Linked DNA regions of Homo sapiens: region 2 is linked to region 1. The links are chromatin contacts, found by Hi-C or POLR2A ChIA-PET in ENCODE. All regions are on one chromosome and are shown on one strand. Each heading gives the region's core, a stretch centred on a gene start or an enhancer-like site at or near the end of the contact. The rest is flanking DNA. Distances are from core to core; before and after follow the strand shown. Region 1 has its middle 35 kb from the start of MSL3. Region 2 overlaps FRMPD4 (FERM and PDZ domain containing 4).

What was found. A loop is a pair of places that touch in the nucleus more often than their neighbours do. ChIA-PET counts read pairs that join two places held with the same protein, here RNA polymerase II (POLR2A). Pooled maps may share reads with other maps.
Region 2: a pooled map shows a loop between it and region 1 (4-fold over the local background). The contact joins two enhancer-like sites. A Hi-C loop is called at or near these places in 1 of 37 single-sample maps with no recorded cell type and 2 of 50 pooled maps. POLR2A ChIA-PET finds 5 or more read pairs at or near these places in 1 of 52 experiments (K562).

What each region holds. Positions count from the first base shown.
Region 1 is chrX:11,790,303-11,796,900 of GRCh38, forward strand. No RefSeq gene overlaps it. Among named protein-coding and RNA genes, the nearest start is that of MSL3, 35 kb to the left of the region's middle. Within about 2 kb of position 2,674, at least 5 of the 41 ENCODE cell types and tissues checked have a DNase peak (open chromatin) inside an H3K27ac peak, as active enhancers do.
Region 2 is chrX:12,511,120-12,517,301 of GRCh38, forward strand. The region is part of intron 2 of FRMPD4 (FERM and PDZ domain containing 4); the gene reads left to right. Among named protein-coding and RNA genes, the nearest start is that of FRMPD4-AS1, 140 kb to the left of the region's middle. Within about 2 kb of position 4,457, at least 2 of the 41 ENCODE cell types and tissues checked have a DNase peak (open chromatin) inside an H3K27ac peak, as active enhancers do.

The DNA.
Region 1 (6,598 bases), core at 1,424-3,923:
GGGTGTGCAAATATCTCTTTGAGATCTTGCTTTCAATTCTTTTGGATATAGAAGTAAAAGTGGGATTGCTGGATAATATGGCAATTCTGTTTTCATTTTTTGAGAAACATCCATGCCGTTTCTGGTAGGCACTGTACCATTTTGTCTCCTTTATGAGGCACAAGTGTTTCAGTGGTTAGTTCAACTCATCATTTTCTTTAAATAAAATTTAAATAAATGTTGCCTAACTGAACCCCCTTTTCTATGCCCCATGGAAAATGCAATCCCCTGCTCGAAATGTCTGTCTTGAAGACTTTTATTGTCATGTTTGCATCAATTTCTTCTCTTATTGTTTTCCTCTATTTTCTCTTTTTTCTGGGAGTATTTCTCAATTTTTATTCTTATATTACTAGTCAATTGTAAATCACCTGCCACCAGCTAACTTAAATTTAACAATGTTTTTTATTTCCTTGAAGTCTCTTTCTCCTGACCTGCTTGCTTTTTAGTAAGACAAATAGATTGAGAAAAGAAATGCTTTCTTAAAAAATGAGATTCTGAAAACCCTGACCACTTAGCTCGTGGATTAAAAAAAATCTTTTTCTCAGCATTTAGATGAGATTTTGTATCTTATTGCTGTTGCCAGATAACTTTGCTTTTTCTTTGAGTCTCCATGTCTTACATGCAGTTTATGAGAGACATTTTTCATCCAATCTGCTCACACTGCCATCTGAACAGAATGATGTTTCTTGCTTTTAAGATATAAAAGAAGACGATAGAGTTGTCTTGTTTTAGAACTATTTTAAAATATCCTAAAGAAAGTTTGAAATACTAAATGGAACATCAAAACTTTGAGTTCATTTATTGCTGCATAATGACAGTTTGGTGGTTTAAAATGATGATTTATTCTCCCCACCCTGTTGGTTGCCTAGGCTGAGCTAGGCAGTTCTTCTCCTCCACACTGTTGGTTGTGGCCACTCCTGGGGTTGCATTCAGCTGGGAGCTTATCTGCAGCCAGGATCTCCAAGATGGCTTCACTCAAAGACTGGTACCACAGCTGGTGTATCTGGGACTGGCTGAGCCTCTCTTTCCAGCAGAGGAGACAAACTCTCCACATGGTGATTCAGGGCTCCAAGAGGGAAAGCAGAAGCTGACAGGCCTCTTCTACCATATTGTGCTGCCAAAGCAAGTCACAAGACCACCTTATATTCAAGGGAAGGGAAAATAAACTCCAGGTCTTGATGGCAAAGGCAGACTACTTGGCAGCCATATTTGCAGGGAATATACCAAAACTTAATATAAATTCCTTTAATTTTCTCCAGGAAAATCAGATATTGAAATTTTACATATGTTATTTATTGTGCCATAGTGATAGTGAGGGTAAATAATGAAATGTCTAGTGTATTAGTCAGCAGATATTTTCTGTCAAGGGCCAGGTAGTAAATATTTTAGGCTTTGTGGGCCATAAAGTCTCTGTTGCAACCACTCAACCTCTGCCATTGTAGTGTAATAGCAGCCAGAGGTAATACATAAATGAATGGGCGTGGCTATGTTCTAATATAACTTTATTTACAAAAACAAACAAAAAAACAACAGAAAAACAGGTGGCAGGCAGGATTTGTCCTGTGGATTTTATTTTTCTGACCTCTGGTCTAAATAAATAGTGTTTTTCCTGCATTCTAAATAGATTTAAAATGAATTATGAGGCCAGGAGCAGTGGCTGATACCTGTAATCCCAACACTTTGGGAGGCCAAGGTAGGTGGATCGCCTGGGCAACATGGAGAGACCCTGTCTCTACAAAAAAAAATCCAAAAATTAGCCAGTTATGGTGATGCACGCCTGTGGTCCCAGCTGCTTGGAAGGCTGAGGTGGGAGGATTGCTTGAGCCTGGGAGGCAGAGGTTGCAGTGAGCTGAGATTGTGCCACTGTACTCCAGCCTGGGTGACAGAGTGAGACCCTGTCTCAAAAAATAAAAATAAAAAATAAAGTAAAATGAATTATGTAGGAATGAAATCTCTGATTCTAATAATACCCACATAAAGTATCTGAAACTAACTGAAGTTAATACAAAAATGATCACATAGTGAGCTTGTATTTGTTATTTTCGTATCATCTGCATCATCCCCTACTAATAGCATCAAGCACCATGTATTGAATCTGTTTATTACTTGAGGGTACACATGGAGGCACAACATTTTTCCTTACTTAATTACCATTGCTTTTTAGATTCCATAAAATCATTTAATGTCCTGGGAAAAAGGATATTTGATAACGTGAAATGCTATTTGGTAAGCAAAAGACAAACAGTGGGATAGTTGCTATTTGCAGAACACATTTACTAGCTTTATGTTCCCATGACACCAAATATTTGAGTTCTTGGGTTCTGAATAATGAATCAAAAGGAAAGTTATGACTTCAAAACCCTCTTGACCACTTTTTAGTAGTTAGTACTTTTTTTAACTTCTGCACTTTTCAGCAAACTCTTAACATCTCTTATTTCATTGGTGATACTTTGGTGCTTTATGAGGTCACATTTTATTTTTTCCTTGCAAATGAGACACCAGCATAGAAATACTTCTCATCTTGCTGCCCTCTGGGCTTTGTTTTTCTCTAATGTTGAATGACAGATACTAACAGTCTGTAAGAGCTAGTGTGAAAATGCTGCCTTTTGTGGTTGTGTCGTCATATTTTCCAGCCTGCCACCCGGGCCAGGCTGTCACCACGCACCTGCAGAGTGAAGGAGTTTCAGGCACGGTTCCAGGCCTCTGCTTCCTGAGATGGTGCAGCAGAGGTTTGGAGGGAGGTGCGTGGCCCAGTGTGCTCCCCGGGGGAAATTGTGAGAAAAACCCACGTCTCTCTGGAGAGTTGCTTTTACAAAGTACCTATTTGGTAAGTGTGAAGGGACTTGATTAACTTCTCTTGTGTATCCTTGTCCATATAGCTCATGTGTTAAAATAGCTCTGGGCATTCAGTGTTCATTGCTTCACACAGACAACATGTGAACTGCTTTAGACTGAAAATTTATACATCACTAGAATAGCAGTTGTTGCCTGAGCTCCTCCTACTCCTGCCATAGAAGTTATCTCAGCTCCTCTGCCTGACATGAGTCTGTTGAGGCTCAGAAAGCAATACCCCAAGACTCATGCTTTGACATGCAGAGAGGCGTCAGAATCAAGGTCCCTCTTACCTTGTCTTGTCTCCCCCTGCCTCCCTCTTGTCCCCCAAGCTCTGGGAGGGACTGTCTCTGGAATTTCCTTATCTCACTAAGAAAGCATCTTTCCAAAAGAAATGTAATTGTCTTAAACCGCCTCCCTAGGGATCTCATCAAATATCTAGGAAAGATCAACCATCTATGAAGATAAAAAACTGGGAGTTAGCACCAGACCCAGACAGACTTTTCATCTATTCTTCTGAGGGCAGCTCAGAAAGATGACCTGGAAGACTCCATCTGCATAATAAGACAACCTTTCTTCCTGTGCACCTCCACCTCTCACCTTTCTTAGTGTCTGTTTCTCACCTCCACCGTCCATTTATTCTCCCTAATGGTTTACTGCCCCCGAAAATAATTGTCTAAATTCCCCGATGATATGTAATCATGTTTCTTGATCCCAAATGTCTCAAAATGGTGTCACTTATGACAAATGGCTCAGCCTACAGTGAAATTGCTGACCCCTCAGAGTGATAAGCATATGTATAGAAGATGTCACCTGCTGTGGCCAGGCACTGCTGAGACCTGACAAGCGAGTGAAGCCAAAAGGTGGCTGAGATCATGGCCATGGAGGGCCATAAAAACCACAAAGAAACTGACCACGGTCAAGATGCCAGCAGAAGCTCTGCACGTGGCAACTCTGAGGCCTCTGTTCCATCGGCAGGGGCTGTAGGAAGGTCTGCTGGGAGAAGAGCAGTGACAGTGACACCCGCTCCAACCCCGACCTAGGAAAAAATAACAGGACCTGCTGGATTGTCAGTCAGCATGCTGGCCTCCTAAGATAATCAAGCTGTGACCCTCCTCTCTCTCTTACTAGTGCCCTTGTGTGTTGAATATATTTGCATGATTGTAGGCATGTGAAAGCCTCACAATAAACCATGGATTCATCAGCATTTAATTGGCCACCTACTCAGTGTGAAGCCTCCTGGCCTCAGTTAGCACAACGAGGCTGATTTGAACCTGATAGGAGAGCCATCTCTCCGTCCCCTATGAAAAAGAGCATATGGGCTTCTGCGCTGCTGTCGGTCAGAGGGTAATCATTCTCCTGTGGTTCCCCCATGCTATGCGCGTTACAGTAAACTATTGCATGCCTTTTCCTTTATTAATTTGCCTTTTGTCAGCTGATTTTCAGTGAACCTTTAGAGGGCGAAGGGGAAGTTTTCTCTGTACCCCTATAAGTCTCTCCAGGAAATGGCTCAAAAATAAAATAAAAAGGAATAGAATCTATTCCTAACCCTTCTAAATGGATGTTTCCTTTGTATTAACCTTTCATTTTGTGATGTGTTCCTCCACTCCTGAGCACTCAGCCTGAGCACTGGCTCCTCCCCTCTGACTTGATAGGACCAGGCTTCTAGAACCCAGCCTGGAGCCTACATATCTGAGAGGGGCAATTTTTCTTTTATGCTTCTCTTAAGGAAAATCAATCCAAAGCGATGCACACAGACCTTATTCTGTTTCATCGACCAGCTAGCTGATTGGCACTGTTTTGTACATATGAAGTTACCAGGCACTGGGTTTGTTTCTCTAAGTTTCCTTTCAGAATTGTCTCCTTTGGTTCTTGTCCTAGTTCCTTTTCCACCATCTGTTGAAATATCTTCTTTACAGATACCGAAATTGAGACACTAAATATGCTTGTCTGGCTGATGGCTAATGTTGGTGATTCAGGTTTGAGAGGGCAGGCAAGGATCAACTGTGAAACAGAACACCCCTTTTCCTATATTTTCTAAAAGGCATAGAGTAGTTTGAAAATGCCAGTAATAGTTTGTTGAAGACTTAGAAATGGCGATTATTTTATTTCTGTTTCCTAGATTACTGTGTAGGTTACCAGCTAGTAAGGATCCAGGCCTTGGCAGGTGGAAAATGAACTGTTTAGGAGGTGCCGTTCACTTCTCAACCTACTTGCCTTTGTAGAAGCATCGATATGCTTTCCATGGACACTTCACAGTATGTATTTTTGAAAAATTCTTCTAAGAGACTGTTCATACTTTTATTTTTTATTTTTATTTATTATTTTTGAGACAGAGTCTCTGTCACCCAAGCTGGAGTGCAGTGGCGCCATCTCGGCTCACTGCAACCTCCGCTGCCCGGGTTCAAGCAATTCTCTGCCTCGGCCTCCTGAGTAGCTGGGATTCCAGGCACCTGCCACCATGCCCGGCTAATTTTTGTATTTTTAGTAGAGACGGGGTTTCACCATCTGGCCAGGCTGGTCTTGAACTCCTGACCTTGTGATCCACCCACCTTGGCCTCCCAAAGTGCTGGAATTACAGGTGTGAGTGACCACGCCCAGCAACTTGAAATGAATTATTTTATCTTTAAGGTCTCATTGTAAGTGATTGTCTTAAGGATACTGTTTTCCTGAGGATACTTTTCTGTTTCCCAGATTTTCTACACCTAAGTAAACCAAATCTACCACCTATTCCTGTGATGTACTGCAAAATTGGCTTGCTATCAGTATATGCAGACAGAATGATTTTGCGAACAACATTTTCAGTGAGTTGTGTACTTTGATCAAGTCAAGCAAACAGCATCTGAGCATATTGTAGTCAACTTAAAATATGAAATTATTTAAGACAGCATTATACAAATAATACCTGGAAATTAGTGGCAATCACACTCTTTTTGCTGGGGACTTGCTAGAATCACGGCTTGGCCTTCAGTCAGCTTGAGTACGTGTTTTCAGATCCTGTTGTTCCTAATGGGCTTCATCATGGTCAGTTTGATAAATAATCCATGCCTCGGCTGCTCTAACTGAAGTATTGTTACTCATAGTTAGCTGTTCTGTAGCCAATTTGTTAGGATGGAGTCTGCTCTAAGTTGCATTAAATTAAATGACTTAACTTGGGGATTGCTATGTGACTCTGTAATACTCATTTTGTGTTGGTAGAACAAGGAGATCCTCTGCACATTGATTCCAAATCCACAATGTAAAGCAAACACAAATTATATATTCAAGTACCTCTGGAACAAAGAAAGAAGAGAAAATTCATCTGGCCAATGAAATATACTTTATGTTTAATACAGAAAAGGATGGTGTAATGATTTTCAGCTGAAATGAAAAATATAAATTCATTGTTTTAAAAAATTGGCTTAAATCTATTAAAGTAAAATGTTTATTTCAGAACTATATTATGAGAAATGTTGAACATATACGAAACTTGACCCAGTAGAGAATATTGAGCCCCTAGGTATAATCACCAGCTTCAAGAATTATTGACTCATGGCCAATCTTGTTTCATCTTTCTTTTTCTATACTTTTACTGACTTCTCATCCTCTTCTCATATTATTTTGAAGTAAATTCCAGATAGTATTACATATAAAATTGCCTTTAAAAATAGAAGCATTTTTTAAAACTTGGACAAAATAAAGTATAAATAAAATATAAGGTAACAGCAGCTATGATGTCAACATAATT
Region 2 (6,182 bases), core at 3,207-5,706, 720 kb after region 1:
AGCTAATCCGTGAAGATTTTTCCCTGCACAAAGTCAGACTATAAAGACTAGGAGAGGTGGTTGTTTCTCAAATGCCCAAGTCTCAACAACAGCAGTGACAAATCCCAAGGCATACTAGGAGAGAGGAAAACCAGGCCCAATCAAAGTGCCAAAATAAAACTCCAGAAACTGACCCTAAAGAAACACAGATCAATTCTCCCTCACAAAGAATGTAAAGTAACTGTACTAAACATGCTCAATGAACTAAAATGGAACACAGATAAACAACTAAATAAATTCAGGAAAATGATGCATGAACAAAATAAGCATATCAACAAAGAGACACAAACTATAAAGAAGAACCAAACAAATTCTGGAAGTGAAAAATATAATAACAGAACAGAAAAAAATTCAAGAGGTTTCAACAGAAGACTGGATTTGACAGAAAAAAAAAACAAACTTAAAGACAGATTATTAGAAGTCATTATTAGAAGTAATCAAGTCAGAGGATTAAAAAGAAAAAAATAAAAGTGAAGAGAGCCTAAGAGACTTACGGACACTGACAGGTAAACCATTGTATGCATGATGGGAGTCCCAGAAGGAAAAGAGAGGGAGTAAGTGTTATTTGAACCAACAATGGCCAAAAACTTTTCAAACTTGAGGAAAAAAAATGGGCATGCAAATTCAAGAGGCTCAAAGAACTACAACCAAGATAAATTCAAAAAGACCCACAAGAAGATGCATTGTAATCAAATTGTCAAAAGTCAAAGACAAAGAATCTTGAAAGCAGCGAGAGAAAAATAACTCATCACATACAAAACAGCTTCCATAAGGTTATCAGTGGAATTACCAATAGATAACTTACAGGCCAGAAGGAAGTGACAAAGAATACTGTATCCAGAAATTGCCACAGCCACCCAACCTTCAGCAGCCCCCACCCTGAACAGTCAGCAGCCATCAACACCGAGGCAAAATCTTCCGTTAGCAAAAAGATTATGATTTGCTGAAGGCTCAGACAATTGTTGCCACATTTTAGCAATGAAGTATTTTTAATTAAGGTGTGTACATTGTTTTTTAAGGCACAATGTTATTGCACATTCAATAGACTATAGTATGGTATGAACATATTTTTTAAGTTCTGGGATACATGTGTAGGACATGCAGGTTTATTACACAGGTAAACATCTGCCATGGTAGTTTATTGCACCTATCAACCCATCACCTTGGTATTAAGCCCTACATGCATTAGCTATTTATCCTGACGCTCTCCCTCCCCCCACAACCCCCAACTACAGGCCCCAGTGTGTGTTGTTCCTCTCCGTGTCCATGTGTTCTCATTTTTCAGCTCCTGCTGGTAAGTGAGAACATGTGGTGTTTGGTTTTCTGTTCCTGCATTAGTTTGCTGAGGATAATGGCTTTGAGCTCCATCCATGTCCCTGCAAAGGACAAGATCTCATTCCTTTTTATGGCTGCATAGTATTCTGTGGTGTATATGTACCACATTTTCTTTATCCAGTCTATCATTGATGGGCATTTAGATTGATTCCATGTCTTTTCTATTGTAAATATTGCTGCAGTGAACATATGTGTACATGTAACTTTATAATAGAATGATCTATATTCCTTTGGGTACATACCCAGTAATGGCATGGCTGAGTCAAATGGTATTTCTGGTTTTAAGTTTTTGACTAATTGCCCCACTGTCTTCCACAATGTTTGAAACTAATTTACATTACCAAAAGTGTGAAAACATTCCTATTTCTCCACAGCCTTGCCAGCATCTGTTGTTTCTAGACTTTTTAATAATTACCATTCTGACTGGCATGAGATGATATCTTATTGTGGTTTTGATTTGCATTTCTCTGATGATCAGTGATGTTGAGCTTTTCTTCATATATTTCTTGGCCACATAAATGTCTTCTGTTGAGAAGCGTCTGTTCGTATCCTTTGCCCACTTTTTAATAGGGTTGTTTTTTCTTGTAAATTTGTTTAAATTCCTTGTAGATTCTGGATATGAGACCTTTGTCAGATGGATATATTGCAAAAATTTTCTCCCATTCTATATATTGTATGTTCACTCTGATGATAGTTTATTTTGCTGTGCAGAAGCTCTTTAGTTTAATTAGATCCTATTTGTCAGTTTTTGTTTCTGTTGCAATTGATTTTGATGTTTCCATCATGAAATCTTTGCCTGTGCCTACGTCCTGAATGGTACTGCCTAGATTTTCTTCTAGGGATTTTATAGTTTTGTGTTTTACATTTAAGTCTCTAATCGCTCTGGAGTCAATTTTTGTATAAGATCTAAGGAAGGGGTCCAGTTTCAATTTTCTACATATGGCTAGCCAGTTCTCCCAGCACCATTTATTAAATAGGGAATTCTTTCCCCATTGCTTGTTTTTGTCAGGTTTGTCAAAGATCAGATCATTGTAAATGTGCAGTCATATTTCTGAGATATCTATTCTGTTCCATTGGTCTATGTGTCCGTTTTTCTACCAGTACCATGCTGTTTTGGTTACCGTAGCCTTACAATATAGTTTGAAGTCTGGTAGAGTGATGCCTCAAGCTTTGTTCTTTTTGCTTAGGATTGTCTTGGCTATATGAGCTCCTTTTTGGTTCCATATGAATTTTAAAGTAGTTTTTGCTAATTCTGTGAAGAATGTCAATGGTAGTTCAATGGGAATAGCACTGAATATATAAATTACTTCGGGCAGTATGGCCATTTTCAAGGTATTGATTCTTCCTATCCATGAGCATGGAATGTTTCTCCATTTGTGTGTGTCCTCTCTGATTTCTTTGAGCAGTGGTTTCTAGTTCTCCTTGAAGAGGTCCTTCACTTCCCTTGTTAGCTGTATTCCTAGGTGTTTTATTCTCTTTGTAGCAATCGTGAATGGGACTTCATTCATGGTTTGGCTCTCTGCTTGTCTGTTATTGGTGTATAGGAATGCTTGTGATTTTTGCACATTGATTTTGTATCCTGAGACTTTGCTGAAGTTGCTTATCAGCTTAAGAAGCTTTGGGGCTGAGATGATGGGGTTTTCTAGATATGGGATCATGTCGTCTACAAACAGAGACAGTTTGACTTCCTCTCTTCCTATTTGAATACCCTTTCTTTCTTTCTCTTGCCTGATTGCCCTGGCCAGAACTTCCAATACTATGTTGAATAGGAATGGTGAGAGAGGGCATCCTTGTCTTGTGGCAGTTTTCAAGGGGAATGCATCCAGCTTTGGCCCATTCTGTATGATATTGGCTGTAGGTTTGTCATAAATGGCTCTTATTATTTTGAGGTATGTTCCATCAATACCTAGCTTATTGAGAGTTTTTAACATGAAGAGATGTTGAATTTTATTGAAGGCCTTTTCCACGTCTATTATCAAATGGTTTTTGTCTTTAGTTCAGTTTATGTGATGAATTATGTTCATTGATTTGCATATGTTGAACCAGCCTTGCATCCTGGGGATTAAGCCAACTTAATTGTGGTGGATAAGCTTTTTGATGTGCTGCTGGATTTGGTTTGCCAGTATTTTATTGAGGATTTTTGCCTCGATGTTCATCAGGGATATTGGCCTGAAGTTTTTCTTTTTTGTTGTATCTCTGCCAGGTTTTGGTATCAGGATGATGCTGGCCTCATAAAATGAGTTAGGGAGGAGTCTCTCCTTTTCAATTGTTTGCATTAGTTTCAGAAGAAATGACACTAGCTCCCCTTTGTACCTTAGGTAGAATTCAGCTGTAAATCCGTCTGGCCCTGGGCTTTTTATTTTTTGGTTGGTAGGCTATTTATTACTGCCTCAATTTCAGAACTTGTTATTGGTCTATTCAGGGATTCAGCTTCTTCCTGATTCAGTCTTGGGAGGGTGTATATGTCCAGGATTTTTTCCATTTCTTCTAGATTTTCTAGTTTGTTTGCATAGAGGTATTTATAGTATGCTCTGATGGTTGTTTCTATTTTTGTGGGGTCAGTGGTGATATCCCCTTTATTATTTTTATTGTGTTTATCTGATTCTTCTGTCTTTTCTTAGCTAGCAGTCTGTTTTATTAATTTTTTCAAAAAACCAGCTCCTGGATTCATTGATTTTTTAAAATGTGTTTTCATGTCTCTATCTCCTTCAGTTCTGCTCTGATCTTGGTTGTTTCTTGTCTTCTGCTAGCTTTGGGGTTTGTTTGCTCTTGGTTCTCTAGTTATTTTACTTGTGATATTAGGGAGTCAATTTGAGATCTTTCTAGCTTTTCGATGTGCTAGAAATTTCCCACTTAACACTGCTTTATCTGCGTCCCAGAGATTCTGGTATGTTGTCTCTTTTTTCTCATTGGTTTCAAAGAACTTCTTGATTTCTGCCTTAATTTCATTATTTACCCAAGAGTCATTCAGGAGCAGGTTGTTCAATTTTCATGTAATTGTGTGGTTTTGAGCGAGTTTCTTAATCTTGAGTCCCAATTTGATGGCACTGTGATCTGAAAGGCTGTTATGATTTCAGTTGTTTTGCATTTCTTGAGGAGTGTTTCACTTCCCTTTATGTGATCTATTTTAGACTAAGTGCCATGTGGCACTGAGAAGAATGTATATTCTGTTATTTTTGAGTAGAGAGTTCTGTAGATATCTATTAGGTCCACTTGATCCAGAGCTGAGTTCAAGTCCTGAATATCCTTGTTAATTTTCTGTCTCGATGATCTGTCTAATATTGACAGTGGGGTCGATAGTGGGAGACTTCTCCCACTATTATTGTGTGGCAGTCTAAGTCTCTTTGTAAGTCTCTAAGAACTTGTTTTATGAATCTGGGTGCTCCTGTATTGGGTGCATATGTATATTTAGGATAGTTAGCTCTTCTTGTTGAATTCACCCCTTTACCATTATATAATGCCCTCCTTTGTCTTTTTTTTATCTGTGTTGGTTTAAAGTCTGTTTTATCAGAAATTAGAATTGCAATCCCTGCTTTTTTCTGCTTTCTATTTGCTTGATAAATTTTTTTCTATCCCTTTATTTTGAGCCTATGTGTGTCTTTGCATGTGAGATGGGTCTCTTGAATATTGCAAGCTGATGGGTCTTGACTCTTTATCCAACTTGACATTCTGTGTCTTTTAATTGGAGCATTTAGGCCATTTACATTTAAGGTTAATATTGTTATGTGTGAATTTAATACTGTCATCATGATGCTAGCTGGTTACTTTGCAGACTTGTTGATGTAGTTGCTTCATAGTGTCATTGGTCTTTGTACTTCAGTGTGTTTTTGTAGTGGCTTGTGATAGTTTTTCCTTTCCATATTTAGTGCTTCTTTCAGGAACTCTTGCAAGGCAGGCCTGGTGGTGACGAATTCCCTCAGCATTTGCTTGTCTGAAAAGGATTTTATTTCTCCTTCACTTATGAAGCTTAGTTTGGCCAGAAATGAAATTCCGGGTTGGAAATTCTTTTAAGAATGTTGAATAATGCCCCCCAATCTCTTCTGGCTTGCAGGGTTCCTGCTGAGAGATCTGTTATTCTGATGAGCTTCCCTATCTAGGTGACCTGGCCTTTCTCTCTGGCTGCCCTTAACATTTTTTCCTTCATTTTGACCTTGGAGAATCTGATGATTATGTGTCTTGGGGTTGATCTTCTCATGGAGTATCTTACTGGGGTTCTCTAGATTTACTGAATTTGAATGTTTGCCTGTCTTGCTAGGTTGGGGAAGTTCTCCTGGATGATATCCTGAAGTATGTTTTCCAACTTGGTTCTGTTCCCCCTGTCTCTTTCCGGTACTCAATCAGTCATAGGTTCAGTCTTTTTACATAATCCCATAGTGCTCAGAGGTTTTGTTCATTCCTTTTCGTTCTTTTTTTTTTTTTTTTTTTCCTAATCTTGTCGACCTGTCTTATTTCAGCAAGATAGTCTTCATGCTCTGAAATTCTTTCCTCTGCTTGGTCTATTTGGCTATTGATACTTGTGGTTGCATTGTGAAGTTCTTGTGTTGTGTTTTTCAGCTCCGTCAGGTCATTCATGTTCCTCTCTAAACTGGTTATTCTGGTTAATGGCTCCTGAAATGTTTTATCATGATTCTTAGCTTCTTTGTATTGGGTTAGAACATACTCCTTTAGCTCAGCAAAGTTCGTTATTACCCACCTTCTGAAGCCTACTTCTGTCAATTCATCCATCTCAGCCTCTGCCCAGTTCTGTCCTCTTGCTGGTGTTCTGATCATTTGGAGGAGAAGAGGCACTCTGGCTTTTTGAGCTTTCA